Regions from separate parts of the Homo sapiens genome. Here region 2 is linked to region 1. The links are chromatin contacts, found by Hi-C or POLR2A ChIA-PET in ENCODE. All regions are on one chromosome and are shown on one strand. The core of a region is the stretch at or near the end of the contact, and the rest is flanking DNA. Distances in the headings are between cores, read along the strand shown. Region 1 holds the start of AKR1B15 (aldo-keto reductase family 1 member B15). Region 2 overlaps CALD1 (caldesmon 1).

The links. A loop is a pair of places that touch in the nucleus more often than their neighbours do. ChIA-PET counts read pairs that join two places held with the same protein, here RNA polymerase II (POLR2A). Pooled maps may share reads with other maps.
Region 2: a loop to region 1 is called in a pooled map, with 2.0 times the contacts of the local background. The contact joins the enhancer-like site here to the promoter of AKR1B15 in region 1. A Hi-C loop is called at or near these places in 1 of 37 single-sample maps with no recorded cell type and 2 of 50 pooled maps. POLR2A ChIA-PET finds 5 or more read pairs at or near these places in 2 of 52 experiments (BJ and GM10248).

The regions. Positions count from the first base shown.
Region 1 is chr7:134,545,785-134,553,167 of GRCh38, reverse strand. AKR1B15 (aldo-keto reductase family 1 member B15) reads right to left here and starts at 4,058. Exons shown (of 12, transcript NM_001080538.3): 1 at 3,919-4,058. LOC105375520 (a long non-coding RNA gene) reads left to right here. Exons shown (of 3, transcript XR_928005.3): 2 at 89-157; 3 at 552-5,811. RefSeq lists an enhancer at 3,988-4,047.
Region 2 is chr7:134,929,277-134,936,659 of GRCh38, reverse strand. CALD1 (caldesmon 1) reads right to left here. Exons shown (of 15, transcript NM_033138.4): 5 at 2,583-3,672; 6 at 895-972. Among named protein-coding and RNA genes, the nearest start is that of AGBL3, 54 kb to the left of the region's middle. Within about 2 kb of position 3,731, at least 10 of the 41 ENCODE cell types and tissues checked have a DNase peak (open chromatin) inside an H3K27ac peak, as active enhancers do.

The DNA.
Region 1 (7,383 bases), core at 2,809-5,308:
TCTTAGTGGTGGGAGTGGGGATTTGAAGGATGGCTGCCTTTCGAGCACTGGTGAGTGCCCTTTTTCCTTCATTTGTCTCATACCCTAGGTAGGAAATGCTGGGAAGAAAAAGCTGGGCCTTCTTGGCTGGGACCTGATACCCGAATTCCTGAAGGAGGTAAAGTAGGTCCGTAGTATGTTGCAGGCAGCTGTCAGTAGTTTCAGTAGCCAATAACAGGTCGTCTACATACTGGAGAAGAGTGCAGTTAGGGTGACTGGCTCAGAATGGTAAAAGATCCTGTTGGAGGGCTTCCCTAAAAAGGGTGGGGGAATTTTTAAAACTTCGGGGTAACCAAGTCCAGGTTAATTGGGTGGTGTCTACCGAGCCAGGATATGTCTGTTCAAAAGCAAAGATAGGTTGACTTTTGGGGCCAGAGGAATAGCAAAAAAAAGCATCCTTGAAGTCAAGGACAGTGTACACCATATGTTCTGGTGGGAGCAGGCTGAGTAAAGTATAAGGGTTAGAGACAGTTGGATGGACAGTGACTGTCTGCTTGTTACCTTCCTGCAAGTCCTGTACAGGCTGGTAATCATTTGTTCCGGGTTTCTGGACCGGCAAAAATGGAATATTCCAGGCGATCTCACATGGTGTGAGTATACCAGCTTGTAATAGTTGCTGAATATGAGGATTAATTCCCTCTATAGCCCACAGAATCATAGGATATTGTTTGACCTGGACCGGCAGGGTGGTGGCCAGGAGTTCTACAACAGCTGGCAGATGGTGGTTTGCCAGTCCTGGGAGGTATGAGGAAACAGAGTCTGTAAAGCCAGTAGGAGAGGATTACTTTTATTCTCCGGCAGTTGTGAGGGTGAAACTAAGAGATATTCCTCTGACCGAAGGGTGGTTAGCAGGAGCTGAGCAGTAGGGGGCATTGTGTCCCCTAACATGAGGTGAGTTTGTTGGGCCGAGAAGGAGATGGACGCCTGTAGCTTATGAAGCAGGTCTCATCCGAGGAGGGAGAAGGGGCACTCTGGGACCACGAGGAACAAGTGGGTTACTCTTTTCTGTCCTAAACTCACCTCTCGTGAGTGGGTGACAGGATATTCCTGAATAGCTCCAGTAGCCCTTTACTCAGCAACCTTTTTATTAGACACTGCCTAAGGGTGTCTGGAGTACTGAGTGTTCCACCCCGGTGTCAATTAGGAAGCGTACAGGCTGGCCCCCCACTGTGGTGGTCACCATGGGTTCCCGGGGCCAAGTGACAAAGAGCCCTGGCCCCGTCAATCATCAGATTCCTCTGCTGCGGGGCAGGGTGAGGACCTTTTTCTTTTCTGGTTTCTCCTCTGGCTTTAATGGGCATTCCTTTCTCCAGTGTCCAATCTGCTTGCAAGAAGCACATTGGTTTCTTTATAGGGGAGTCCTCTCACGTTTCTGGCCTTCCTGGTGGGGACTCGGGGTCCCCTGGTCAGTGCTCTGTGATGGGGGCCCTTCCTTTTTGGCTTCTTGGATGGCAGCCACTAAGCTTTTTGCCTGTCTTTTTGATGCTTTGTCTGCAGCCCTTTCAGCTGCCTGAGCTACCTGTTTTTGCTTTTCAAATTCTCGATTGTCGAAAACTCTCTGGGCTATCTCTAAAAGCTGGCTGATGTAAGGAAATACTTTCTGGCTTCTCTTCAGATATGGTCCCTCTCTTCAGAGGTGAAAAGGGATGAAAGGAGTTGCTGACACTCATCCCAGGTGGGCCGGTGAGTCTGGAGCACAGACTCCATCAGTGAGGTTAAGACCTGGGGCTTTTCAGAAAAGGGGGGATTATGAGCCTTCCAGTTGTACAGGTCAGAAGTAGAGAAGGGGACATAAACTAAAAATGGAGCACAACGCCCACTGCCCAAAGGGATTTGGGCCTCTGTCAGTGGGAGGAGCGGGGCCACCTCCTCCGGCTGAGGCCATAATTGGGAGGATATAGGCAGAGAGGCCACAGAGGATGTAGTTGAGGAGACAAGGGAAGATTCTGGGGGAGGAGGAGGGTTATAGGGTGGTGGAAATGGGTGAAGAAAACTTTCCTCTTCTTCAGAAGGAGGCAGTACAGGAGGAATCGAGGGAGCTGAGGGTGGAGGCAAAAGTGAGGTCTGGCTAAAAAGGACCTTGGAGGTAGGATCACGAATGGCTACAGAGTTTTATCACGAGTGGAGCCATGAAGGAGAGCTCTGGACTAAATCTAGCCATTGATCAATGTAGGGAAACTGATCGGGGTGACCGGGAGTTCCAACAACGACCCACCACACAGCCTGAACAGCTGTGAAGTGTAGTGACCCGTCTGGGGGCCACCCAGTTCCAAACTTTGGCCATTCTACTTCGCAGAGTGTCCAGAGTTTGCCTTTTTTAAGGCGGACCCCGTAATCATCTGAGAAGCCTAGAGAGAAATTCTGCAACATACACTGGAGAGGACTCCAATCTTTATGGGGCCGGGAAGAAGAGTTTACTATTCTGGAGGCAATTAACAAGGTTTGAACAAAAATATTAAACCCAGCATGGACAAAGATATTCACGGCCTGGGAGGCTATGGTATCAGAAGAACAGAAGTATTATAGCTAGAAGAAGTAGGAAAACAACTATAGCCAATATTTCTTGCCACATAAGGTCTGTCTCCTCAAGCTTCGAGATCTATGGAGAGGATAAGAGGTGGGTCCAAGGGATCCTCAGCCAGTGGGACTTAGGTGACCCCCCCTTCTTGACTTATATCCCAAATAACTTTGGTGTCTCCACGACTCGAAAGCAAAATGTTCAAACTCGGTCCTTTCCTTCACGGGTTTAAGGAGGGAGAACACAGCCAAGTCTTAGAGACGCTGGACTTGCTGCAACACAGGAAAATGAGATGTGCAGGGTAAGGGATGGGGATGAGGAGGAAAGGGGCCACTTGGATTTCCCTAAAGGTTGGAGAGTAGCCAAAAGAGGTAAAATAAGAGTCCAGACAGAGTAGAGCAGTATGGGTGTAGGTTTCTCTGCACAGTGCCTTATTTAAGGGCATGGGAAAAGTTATGGGATGACAGAAAAGGTGAGTAAGGAGGTCAGCAGGGTGGCTATTTTGGATCCACCACTGGTCTAAGGAGAAGGTGGACCAGTCGTTGGGGCGTGGGGTATGGCAATCCAAACGCCAGCAATCTTTATGGTGCCAGAAATCCTAAACGGGTGAATGTCTTCCACACCCTTCCCCATAACAACACCTAATTTGTTTCTGACAGGAAAGGCAGGACTGGGATGGCCAGCCCAACCGACTAATGAGGAATTTGACCTCCTGGGATAGAAAATCTGTACTAAGGACCTTGAAGAAGTCCTTGCCCAGTCATTTTGGGCAGTATCGACGATCCGACATATGAAATTTAGACAGACACTAAACAGGACAATAGGCACTGGGGTATATAAACAAGCATGGCAATTTTTATAGACAGACAAGGGGAGGGGGTCCCGTGATGGGATCAGTCAGATGCCCTCCTGGCTGCTCCCCTTTCGGGGACTTAGGCTCCTCTTGGCATTGGCAGGCTGGTATAAACCCCTGGCTTGGATCGAGCTATGCCTGATGCCGCCCTAAGCCTTATGAGGTCACCACGGAACCACAGGTGAGGGCCTTCTCGAATTCCCTAGCTTTCACCCTGGAGCTACAAACTGGAAATTCAAGCGCAAGCCCTTGAACTCCACATTCACTCACTCACTCACTCACTCAGAGTTTATTACAATTTTTATACCCATTCTAAAACAGAGATCTCCCGGAGACCTGAATGAGAGAGGGAGAAGAGATAGAGAGAGAGAGAGACTAGACTTAACAGAGAATCCTGACAGAAACCAGGACTCTGTCCTCCAGTGTCCTGGAGCATGGACAGAGTCTGAGGGAGGACCTTCGTCAGGGCCGTTTCCCTCCCAGAGAGACAGAGTCAGATCTGACTTACCTTCCCGGGACTAGAGACTGAGGACTCAGGAGTTGAATTTGGCTGGGCGCACCGGCAGTCGATCCGTTCCCCTCCAGAAGACAGTGGCCTGTGGAGCCCTGGAACGTCTTCAGGTGGCCCTGTAAGCCAGCTGTCTGTCTGGGGAAGCCCGGAATGAGTCAGGTCTTCACCCGGTGGCGAATCTCTCTGGGGCTTCCAAATGTCGTAACCGAGCAAGTCATAGAGAGAATGCCACACTCTGAGACTAATTCAGGAGTCCTTTATTGCTGGCGACTGAGAAAGAGCTAGAGCTTGAAATTCTCTCGGTCCGGAAGAAGAGGCTAGAGTTCTTTTTATACCTTGGCCTAAAGAGGGGAGGGGGAGTCTAGCTGAAGCAATTTTTTACAGAAGCAGAACAGGAAAAAATTAAAAGATAAATGGTTACAGAAACAGTTACAGGAAAATAAACAGTTCCAGGTGCAGGGGCTTAAAGTATCCCAAAGTGATAAAAGCAGGGGCTTTGGATACCACCAACCAAGTGTGCTCCCAGGAGCTGCTGGTACAGCTTGCCTCAGTATCTTATCAATAAGCGCATTCTTGGATGTGCTTGGAGTCAGCTTGCACCAGTTATGTCCTTAAGGAGGGGGACAAGGGGCTGCAAGCGAAGAAACCAAGCTAAGACTCTCTCAGCTATTGACTCTCTCGATATTGACTCTCAATTGAGTCTCCCAAGCTATTGACTCTCTCAGCTAAGAAAGAGTCAATCAGGATAAAACAAGATAGGGTATCACAATTTGATCTGCAAGATTATTTCCTGGACTTGTGAAAGGCGAGTCGTTTTGGTGCCCTGGGACATGTACAATAGCTATCTCTTCTGGCAATTGGAGATTGTTGAGGACACGAGCATCAGTTCTCTATGAACTAAATCTTGGCCTCTACTATTGATAAGAGCCCTCTCCATCCAAATTTTCCCAAATGTGTGTGCCTCCCCAGAGGGATACTTAGAGTCAGTATAGATAGATTTTCTTGGTTTTGTAAATGTCCTAAAGCTTGGCTGAGTGCAAACAGTTCACACCCTTGGACAGACCAATTATTAGACCCCCTTCCTGATTTTACTTTTTTAACAGTCTTTCCATTAATCACTGAATACCTATTATGTCTCTTTCTTTTAATCACCTGGGAGGTTCCATCTATGAATAAGTGCCACCCTGTCTTGAAGGGAGTTTTTCCTAAGTCTGGTTGAACTTTCGTATGGTAATTAATTCGATTTAAACACGCGTGCTCTCTCGTTTTACGTTTGGATCCCCCGTTAAAGAGCCTGCTGAATAAAGTGAATTATTAGTACTTAATATTAAATCACCTTTTTCCCAGAAAGATAGCCTCATATTTTAAAATTTTTGAGTTGGTAATCTCCCTCCTTGCGTTTTGATTTAATATAGTTTTAACTTGGTGGGTTGTGGCCTGAAGCGGCTGGGGAGTAACTTGAAACCTCAGCTGAAGGGACAGCACAGGCTGGGGCGTGGCCTGAAACAGCTGGGGAGTAACCTGAAACCACAGCCGGAGGGACCTGAGAGGGGAACCAAAGGGGCAGGATTGGGGGCGCTGAAGGAAGGAAGGTGATTTAGAGGATCCCATGTCTTGGTAGGTATGGGTTGTCTAGGCATGGGAACTCTTTCCTTTTTAGAAAGGTTGGTTTCTGATTTTCTCCCTCCAGAGTCTAAAGGGTAAAGGAGAACTGGTCCCTGCCGCCAGCAGAGGGCGTAATCGATTTTTCCTGGGACACAGGGCTCTTACTGTTAACATATTTGATTAACAGCTGACAAATTCGCTCTTCATTAGACTTAAATTTTGGCCAGAAAAGTGAGGGCTTAAGGATGGGTTCTCGAACTTAAATAAAACAACAATATTCTATCATCTGCTGTTTTTGTTTATACTTGGTTCTCTTATTATTTTTTCAATACTTTAGCATAAGCCCCAAGGGGCTATCAGAAGGAAATTCATCACTCTCTAGACTCTTTAGTTTTCCTGTCTTACTTGAAACGTTCCCCATCTTAGGGATTATGGGGAGGAGGCCCAACCCCTCCTGTGAGATTTCTACCCTCCCCCTTCCTGGAGGCTTACTGAGGCTTTGGGGAAAGGCTCCAACCCAACCTGTTTGGATTTCTACCCTCCCCCTTCCTCTTTGTCTACTCTGTCTGTTCCTGACTCTAGTTGACAGATGGCAGCATGAGGCCATAGAGAAGACTCACTCACTCCACATAACCACCATACTAAGTCCCATTCATACACTGTCAGCCTCCAGCTTATCCCAACCACCTGGGAAATACTTTGTCACCTTCGCCAAGTCTCCTACCTTATTCCATGCACAAGAATTTCCTGGTCCTCTTATTGTTGCGGTCTTGCAAGCTTCTCCTCCCCGCTTTGCTGAGATCCAGACTTATTTGTCACAAAGCGGGGGGGGGGCCCTGATCTCCCTCAACCTAGGGGCACGGTAACTAGACAGTAGGATGCGTCCCCTCCGGGTGGGGTGACCGAAGGCCCCCTTCCCAAAGGAGAAGATTCGAGCCCCAAAGTTGGGCTCCAGAACTGTTAGGAATAACGCTCAAAATCTTAAGGAAATTGAACACTTGAACAAAGGATTCTTAGCAAAGCAATTTTACTTCTGCGCAGAGAGGTGCCTCCTTGTCCAGTCGCCATGAGAGCACACCTGAAAAAGGGGCACGAGAGCCTTTACTCCTGACACAAGTACTGCCCCTGTACCCTTTCTCCATTGGCCAGGGTCAGGTCGTACAATCTAAACTAATCCTGGTTGGCTAAACATTGGATTTTTTTTAGATAAGGTGGGCACGTAAAAAAGGCAGAGAATAAAGGGGAAGGGGTGTCTGTAATGAGCTAAAAAGTTAGTCCTCTTTCCAAATAAGGAAAGGAATGTGAGCAGGTACAGATACCACCTGGTACTGTGGCATGCCTGGGCATGTAACAAAGGAAAAAAGAGAAAAAAGGAGAAAAAGGAAAAAAGGTGGAGGGATTACTATGAATTAAAGAATAAAAGATTGATCAGGTTATCTGAAGAGAAACCTCATCATATCCCACACATCCATCCATCCATCCATCCATCCATCATTCATCCATCCATCCATCCATCCATCCATCCATCATTCATCCATCCCCAATCCATGTATCCTTCCACCCATCCCTCCTTCCATTTGTCTTTCTATCCATCCTTCCTTCTTTCCATGTTTCCAACCATCCATCCATGCCTCCGTCCCTCCACCCATCCATTCGTCCATCCATTGTTCCATCCATTCCATCTATCTATTTATTCACCAGATATTATTGAGGCGGGGAATACAATAATTAACAGAACTCAAAAATCCCTTCTCTCATAGAGCTTACATGCTAGTGGGTAGAAACAGGGTAAGCAAGCAAACAGCAAATATATAAAATACATGACATATTGATAAACAAATGCTATGGAGAAGAAGA
Region 2 (7,383 bases), core at 2,482-4,981, 380 kb before region 1:
TGGATTTCTCTGTTTAAGATTTTGAATTTTCTTAATAGATGCCATAGTTTTCTTAATAGATGGGTTGGAGCATGTTGGCTACAAATCACTTCACCAGTCTCATAGGCGAAGAACTTCGGGTCTTCCTACTTCAAATAATTCAGTTTCACCACATCCTAATAAGTATTGTGAACTTATTCGATATAGTCACAATTTTTAAGATTATTTGGGGCAAACACAGCATGAGAGTTGAAGTGCAATCAAGTGTTCTGATGTGGTGTTCTGATTACTGTCAAACCCCGTGCCATTCTATCTGTATAGCTCCTTGTTCACTTACCTACAGTCAAATACCCTGGCACCCGCTCCTGTGTGTGCCTCAGAAATGCAATGCAGAACATTTGGCCAAACTTTTCTTTTGAAAACCAAATATCATCTTCAGTTCACCATATTTTCTACTGAGATGTGTGTGGGTGTTTTTCCTTTGAAAAGTTAAAGCATTAATCAAGGCCAGTTGGAAATATTTCATGATTGAAATGAAAGTAGAATGGCTCAAGGAAAAAAAATTAGCATTCAGAAGAATAGAAAACAGGATAAATTGATTCCAGCAGTGTTTTTCAAGCCTTTTTGATGACGTCCCACAGAAAAAAAGACAATTTACCTGACAATGCAATACTTACTACCTACAATGCCCTCTGATGGCTTCTATCCATTTCATTTTTTAAAAAATGCTGACTGATACATTTAATTAATTTTGAGACACTCTAAGCTGATCTCACTATTCAGTGGACTGTGAGTCATGGCTTGAAATACACTGGATATGAGGTTACAATTTTGAGATCATCAGACCTGAGATATCTTGGAACACTGACTGCTTTTTCTGTTGCTTTACGATCATTACTTTTCAATCATATTTACCTCTTCTTTTTTGAAGGTAGGCTTGTCTTCTTGGAGCTTTTCTCTTTTAGCTTGCACTTTAGTTCCCTTCTCTTCTCCCTTTTTATTTTCAAGAATGGTAAGGTCACACAAGTAAAAGAAGCCCTTTCTAGTTTACAAGAGTGACAGGGTGCTCGGATCGCCTTGCAAGTGCTGCGTGGGATGGCTTCTCTTCTGCCGTCTCAGCGCTCACAGCACAGTGGTTCTAAACAGCAAGGTGGGATATTTTCTTCCCACCCCAACATCTTCTCGTGTGCCTGCCATTGCGCTCACTGAAATCTAGCATGATGTGGCACTCCTCGTGTGTTTACAAACCTCGTGTGTGGTTTGGTGCACTTTGCTCATGGTCTCAATTTTAGCTGTGTTCATGAGCCTCTTGTACAGAAGCAGGAGTTAAAGATACCTTCAGTGCAATGCAGGCTTAGTGACAGAGAATTTGCTCTGGAAAGGTGAATGTGAAAGCATCTCTTTTTTTCTTTTTTTAGGAGTGGTGGTGGTGGTGTGGTGGTGATTAGGTACAGTGCTTTCAATGCAGTCTTGCAGACAGAAAAAAAATCTTTCTCAAAGCTTACAAACATTTCCCCCCTACTATTTCCACCCTTCCTCAGGCCACATGAATTTGTGTCACCCAGATAATAAAGAAGCAGCATGTATGCTCTTAATTACCAGTCAAATATAAATCAATACTACCCTAAATTAATGGCTTTCTGCAAGTCTACATTAAGCTGAGGTCTACATGTTGGCAAATCAGGGTTTTGACTTTTTTTTTTAAGGAAAGTTTCCAACCAGTTCCTTTCCCCCTCTTTATTACCAGTTAATTTCCAGGGGTTTGTTTTTGCCTTTTTGTTGTTGTTGTTGTTTTTGTTGTTGAGATGGAGTCTCTCCCTGTTGCCCAGTGGAGTGCAGTGGCACAATCTCAGCTCATTGCAACCTCTGCCTCCCAGGTTCAAGTGATTCTCCTGCCTCAGCCTCCTGAGTAGCTGGGATTACAGACATGTGCCGGTACACCCAGCTAATTTTGTATTTTTAGTAGAGATGGGGTTTCACCATGTTGGCCAGGATGGTCTCGATCTCCTGACCTTGTGATCCACCCACCTCAGCCTCCCAAAGTGCTGGGATTACAGGTGTGAGCCACTGTACCCAGCCTGTTTTTGCCTTCTTAAGATGAAATGTCTGACCATTATTCTTCATGTCTCTTTCCCACCCCAGCTTTTATCATTTTTTTAATTCAACGTCAAACCCATGAGTGAGGTAAGGAGTTATGGGCCTCTTGCCTCATGCAGACCTATGGATAGAGGAAAGATAATTAAAAGAACGAGTTTAGATGCAAGCACAGAATCAGAAGCCAACACACCACCACCACATTTATCATCTTTGGATTAATTCTTTTTTTGGGTATTCATAACAATCAAGCACAGAGCAATTAATTTCTCTCTGTCTTCTGGACAGCCAAATTTACTGGCTGTCCCAGTAAATTTGGTTGATTGAATATTCAGCCATCAATCAATTGCTGCATGCTTGTGTATCGCTATGGCCTGAAAAAATGAACAGCTTGCCAAATGATCAAGCATGTGAGCTATATGCATGTGGCCTCAGTCCCAAATCAGATGTGCATTACATTTCTCACAAGTCACAGGCATCACACATTTGGTGCAAAATGTTTACTGTACCTGTTTCTTTAGGACAGCTGTCTGAAGTTTATCTTCTTGTGCTTTCTTTTCATTTACCCATTTCCCTTCTATTTTCTGTTCTACCTTTTCCCCTTTTATCTTTGTCTCTTGCATGGCATGTTTTTTCTCTTCTAGCTGCTTGTTACGTTTCTGCTCTTCTACCTTAGCCTTCTCTTCCTCCTCTGCCCTGGCCCTTTGCCTCTCCTCTGCTGCCCTTTTCTCTTCCTCTTTTATCCTCTGCCTCTCCTCTGCTGCCCTTTTCTCTTCCTCCTTTATCCTCTGCCTCTCCTCTGCTGCCCTTTTCTCTTCCTCCTTTATCCTCTGCCTCTCCTCTGCTGCCCTTTTCTCTTCCTCCCTCATCCTTTCCCTCTCTTCTGCCTCTCTCCTTTCTCTTTCTTGGGCAGCTGCTTTTTCTTCTGCTTCAATTCTTGCTCGTTCATCTGCTATCTTTTTGTCTTGCTCGGCTTTAATTCTTTCTCTTTCTTCTGCTTCCAACCTTGCCCTCTCTGCCTCAGCTCTTTCCTTGTCTTCCTCTTCCATCTTTTCATGATGGGAAATCTCATCTGAACCTTGTTCCCTCTCCTCCTCTTGTTTAGGCTCTTCTGAACTGATCTGCCCATTTTTTAATGACATTACCACTGTTTCCTCCTGGCTTTCAGTTGTTTTCTCTTCCACCATCACCTCTACCTGATTTTCTCCAATGCTCCCTCGCTTTGGCTTCTCCTCTTCCTCCTCCTCCTTTTCCTTGTCTTCTTTCTTGTTTTCTTCAGCATCCCTCCAATCATTCTTCTGGTAGGACTTGGTGACTGTTTCTGTTTCCTCTATCTCGTATCTTTCTTGGCGACTTTCACTTTTTTCTTCCTTCTCGGTAGTTTCATTTTCTGCTGTGTCATTTTGCATTCTTCTGCTTGGGAGCGACAGACTTGCATCTGTTATTGTTGGGTCGAACTCCTTCTGCCGCTCCAGAGCCTCCTGAAGGCGTTTTTGGCGTCTTTCCTCACGCCGAGCCAGGCGCTCCAGGAATGCGGCCTCATCATCCCCTTCCACTTGAGTGTTTGTGGTGGTTGTCTTGGCCTCCTCGTCAGGCACACTGTACAACAGAAAGAACAACACCAAAGACAGCTTGCTCATTCATCAGTCAGCAGCATTCATACAGCCTGTGCTACCCAGGACTACAGCAGATGCCAGTAGTGCCAAGCTTGCCCATATCCCCAGTACGTTACCATTTTAGTACACGCCTGCCTGGCTTTCAGCTGACAGCATTTGCAAGCCTTTCTCTGGGGACTGGAGTCTACTCAACATGCCAGAAGTGCTTTCGGTATTAATGTCCCCTGGGAGCAGTTTTCAAACAAAAATTGATAGCCTGAGTGTTTAGATACCTCAGCACCCCTCACTTTTTGAGTGGGATAACTCCGAGGTGTGTATTCCACACTGGATCTCAGAGTTTCCCAGTGGAGTGAAGCTCCAGATACCCACAGTGGTGATGTGCTTGGTCATGCAACGTTTATTTGGTGGCCTTCCCTTTTCTGTCTTACCTTCCCACACCTCCACCAGTGTTTCCTAGCATCACCTTACAAATAAACGACTTGCAGTCAAATCGTTGTTTCTGGACTTGCTTCTTGGGGAATTCAAACTTAAGGATCAAACTGAAATAATAAGTGAATTCCTTCCATGTCATGTAGTATTCTCCCATGTCATCAAGTCATCTAGAATTCCTGATCTGGATTGGAGGCTCCCAAGGTACTTTGAGAGGAAGAAAATGTACATTACAGTGTTGAGATTCCACACTCACGCCAGTGACCCCAATGGAAGAGACATCTAAGTGTCCCTTACAATTCCTGCTCCTCCTTCCATAGTTGGGGGGAGTGATCACCACTCAAGGATTAAATTTGCACCCTCTCCCTTCTTTGCACCTAGGCGGGCCATGTGACCAATAACTGCCAATGAAATGTAAACAGAAGTGTCCAACCAAGGCAATGAACAAACAGAGGTGCACTCCCTGTCTTCTCTATCTCTGTCTGTTGGTAGATCAGGGAGCACCAAGCCCTAGGGATTGAGAGTCACAAGAGAAAAGAAGACAGGTGGCTGGTTCTACCAACTAGACAGAAATATGCATAATGGTAAGTGTTACTGCACTAAACTTAAAATTTGGGGGCACTAATCGTTATAGCAGCCAGCGTTACCCTAACTAATGTATACACAATCTACCTTCTTTGTCAAGATTTCCATGAATAAAGGGTTTCTTGTCCATCTTTTCTACAGTGGAAAAAGGGCAGTTAAATTTGACATTTATTTTAAAAAGGAAAGAAAATCTCCAAAAGTTAAACTGTTGTCCATCACCTCCCTCACTACTGCAGGATGCTGGACACTGTCCAAGCCAGGGTGTTGGTTTCTATTTGCAGGAAACAACCAGTCATGTGATACCAGAACTGTGACCAGAGTTGGAAGAATTTGTCTTGCAATGTTTAGAAACTCCATCAAATTTCATAGTTCAGACCAAACTTGGCCCTTTCAACGTTCAAATTCACTTAATTTTGGAAAAAACACATTTCATATTTAACAATGAAAATGGCAGAGTAAAAACTAGCTTTAAAACTTTCTTGGCCTTTACTTTTGCTTCAGGATATTGCCTCCATGAAATTAGACATATAAGGATTAAATGTCCCTACAAATGCAAAAAATTTATAATTTAAGGGGAAGTCTATAGAGGGGCCATTTGGATCAATTGAATTCTAATAATTTTTAAAAGGCACCAAAATTCCAAAGTGCTAGCCAGATTAAAGTACTCTTATGCTAAGAAACCAACAAACTGTATTGAACATTTCTTTGCCTATTTATAAATCATGACCACAATTATCAGTAGATATCAAATGCCAGTTAGAGTTGTTTAGCCCCAAGAAGACTTATTCTTCTTGTGGCTAACTAATATGTCAGAGATAAATCACACATTCTCAGACCTCAATATGATTTTCTAAAAAAAAAAAGAATTTGATTTCAATTAATAGCATGAAATAATGAATAACAGCCAAATATCCGAAGAGAAGCACAAGGAAAAGCAAGATTTTAAAAGCAAGAAAACTACAGATCACCAGTAATTTTTAAAGCTCCTGTTGACCACTCATTAATAACAAGATTCAGGAAAGGCATCAAAATGCCATTTTTAAAACTCTTTCTATTATTTCTCTCTCAGCTTGAAAATGGAAAAGGCAGTGAATGACTACGTTGCCCTCCCGTGTTAAGAATCTGGTAACAGTGAAAATTTATTGAGTGCTTACTATGTGTAAGACACTGCATTTTACATGTATTGTTACATAGTTTAAGTTTAGCAGCATTTTTTGGAGAAAGGTATAATTTTTATTTCCATTTAACTGAAGAAATACAGTTAGTGAAAGGTCAAATTGGGAGTCAAAGTCAATTAGTGAACCCTAGAAATTATACCTATTTCCCCTTTGCTATACCTACTCCCCAATTAGAAGCTACTTATTGAGGGAAAGGGTAAACAATATTGTGCTACCGGCCAACATTTTCAAGACTGCTTTCTGAAACCTTCTAATACAGCCTCTCAAACTTGGGTTAAGGAGGCCAGGACCCATTCCCTTTAGAATTTTCTAAATAGACTGAATTAAACAAAACAAACTAAAACCAAAACCACATGTGAGATCTTATATAGTGTAACCATTATAATCAGTCCATGGTTTTAAATTAAAATTATTTTCTCCATTTTCCTCCTCAAATATCCTCATCTTTTTTAGACCTTGGGGCACATAAATGACAATATAAATGACATATACTAACCATTAGCATAATGAACCATGTGACCTTATTTCTGCTGCAAAAGCCCTCTTTGAAGAAGTTGAACCTATTAGGCATTCTCAAGTTCCCTGATTTCAACCAGGGCCCGAGTGAGAAAATACGTAATAGCAAACTCATTAAGTGTGTTTGAATAATCACATTAAATTAAGCGGAATTCTGTATCTTGTTGAATATTATAATGATCAGAGACTATTGATTCAGGCTGTATATTAGAAAAAAGAAGACATCTGCAATTCATGCCCACTTTAAAAATTCACGTGTTACCTATTAATGGTAGCCATGGAGGACTCTACTAAACTAACATATCTTCAGTTCAAAACAGATAGCAACACCCTACAGAATAAATGTAAATACTTTTCCTTATTTAAAGATATAACCTACCAGAAAACAGTATAGATTCCTTAAAGAACTAAAAGTAGAACTAACATTTGATCCAGCAGTCCCACTACTGGGTATCTACCCAGGGGAAAAGAAGTCATTATATGCAAAATATACTGGTACACGCATGTTTATAGAAGCACAATTTGCAATTGCAAAAATATGGAAGCAGCTTAAATGCCCATCAACCAAGCAGTGGGTAAAGAAAATGTGGTGTATATATATATATATATATATATACACACACACACACACACACACACACGTATATATACACACACCATGGAATACTATTCAGCCATAAAAAGGAACACAATAATGGAATTCACCGCAACCTGGATGGAGTTGGAGACCATTATTTGAAGTGAAGTAACTCAGGAATGGAAAACCAAATATCAAATGTTCTCACTTACAAGTGGGAGCTAAGCTATGAGGATGCAAAGGTAGAAAAGTGATATAATGGACACTGGGGACTCGGGGAGAAAGGTAGGAGGGTGTGAGGGGGAAAATACTGCGCATTGGGCGTGGTGTGTACTGCTCGGGTGACGAGTGCACCAAAATATCAGAAATCACCATTAAAGAACTTATCTGTGTAACCAAAACCCCACCT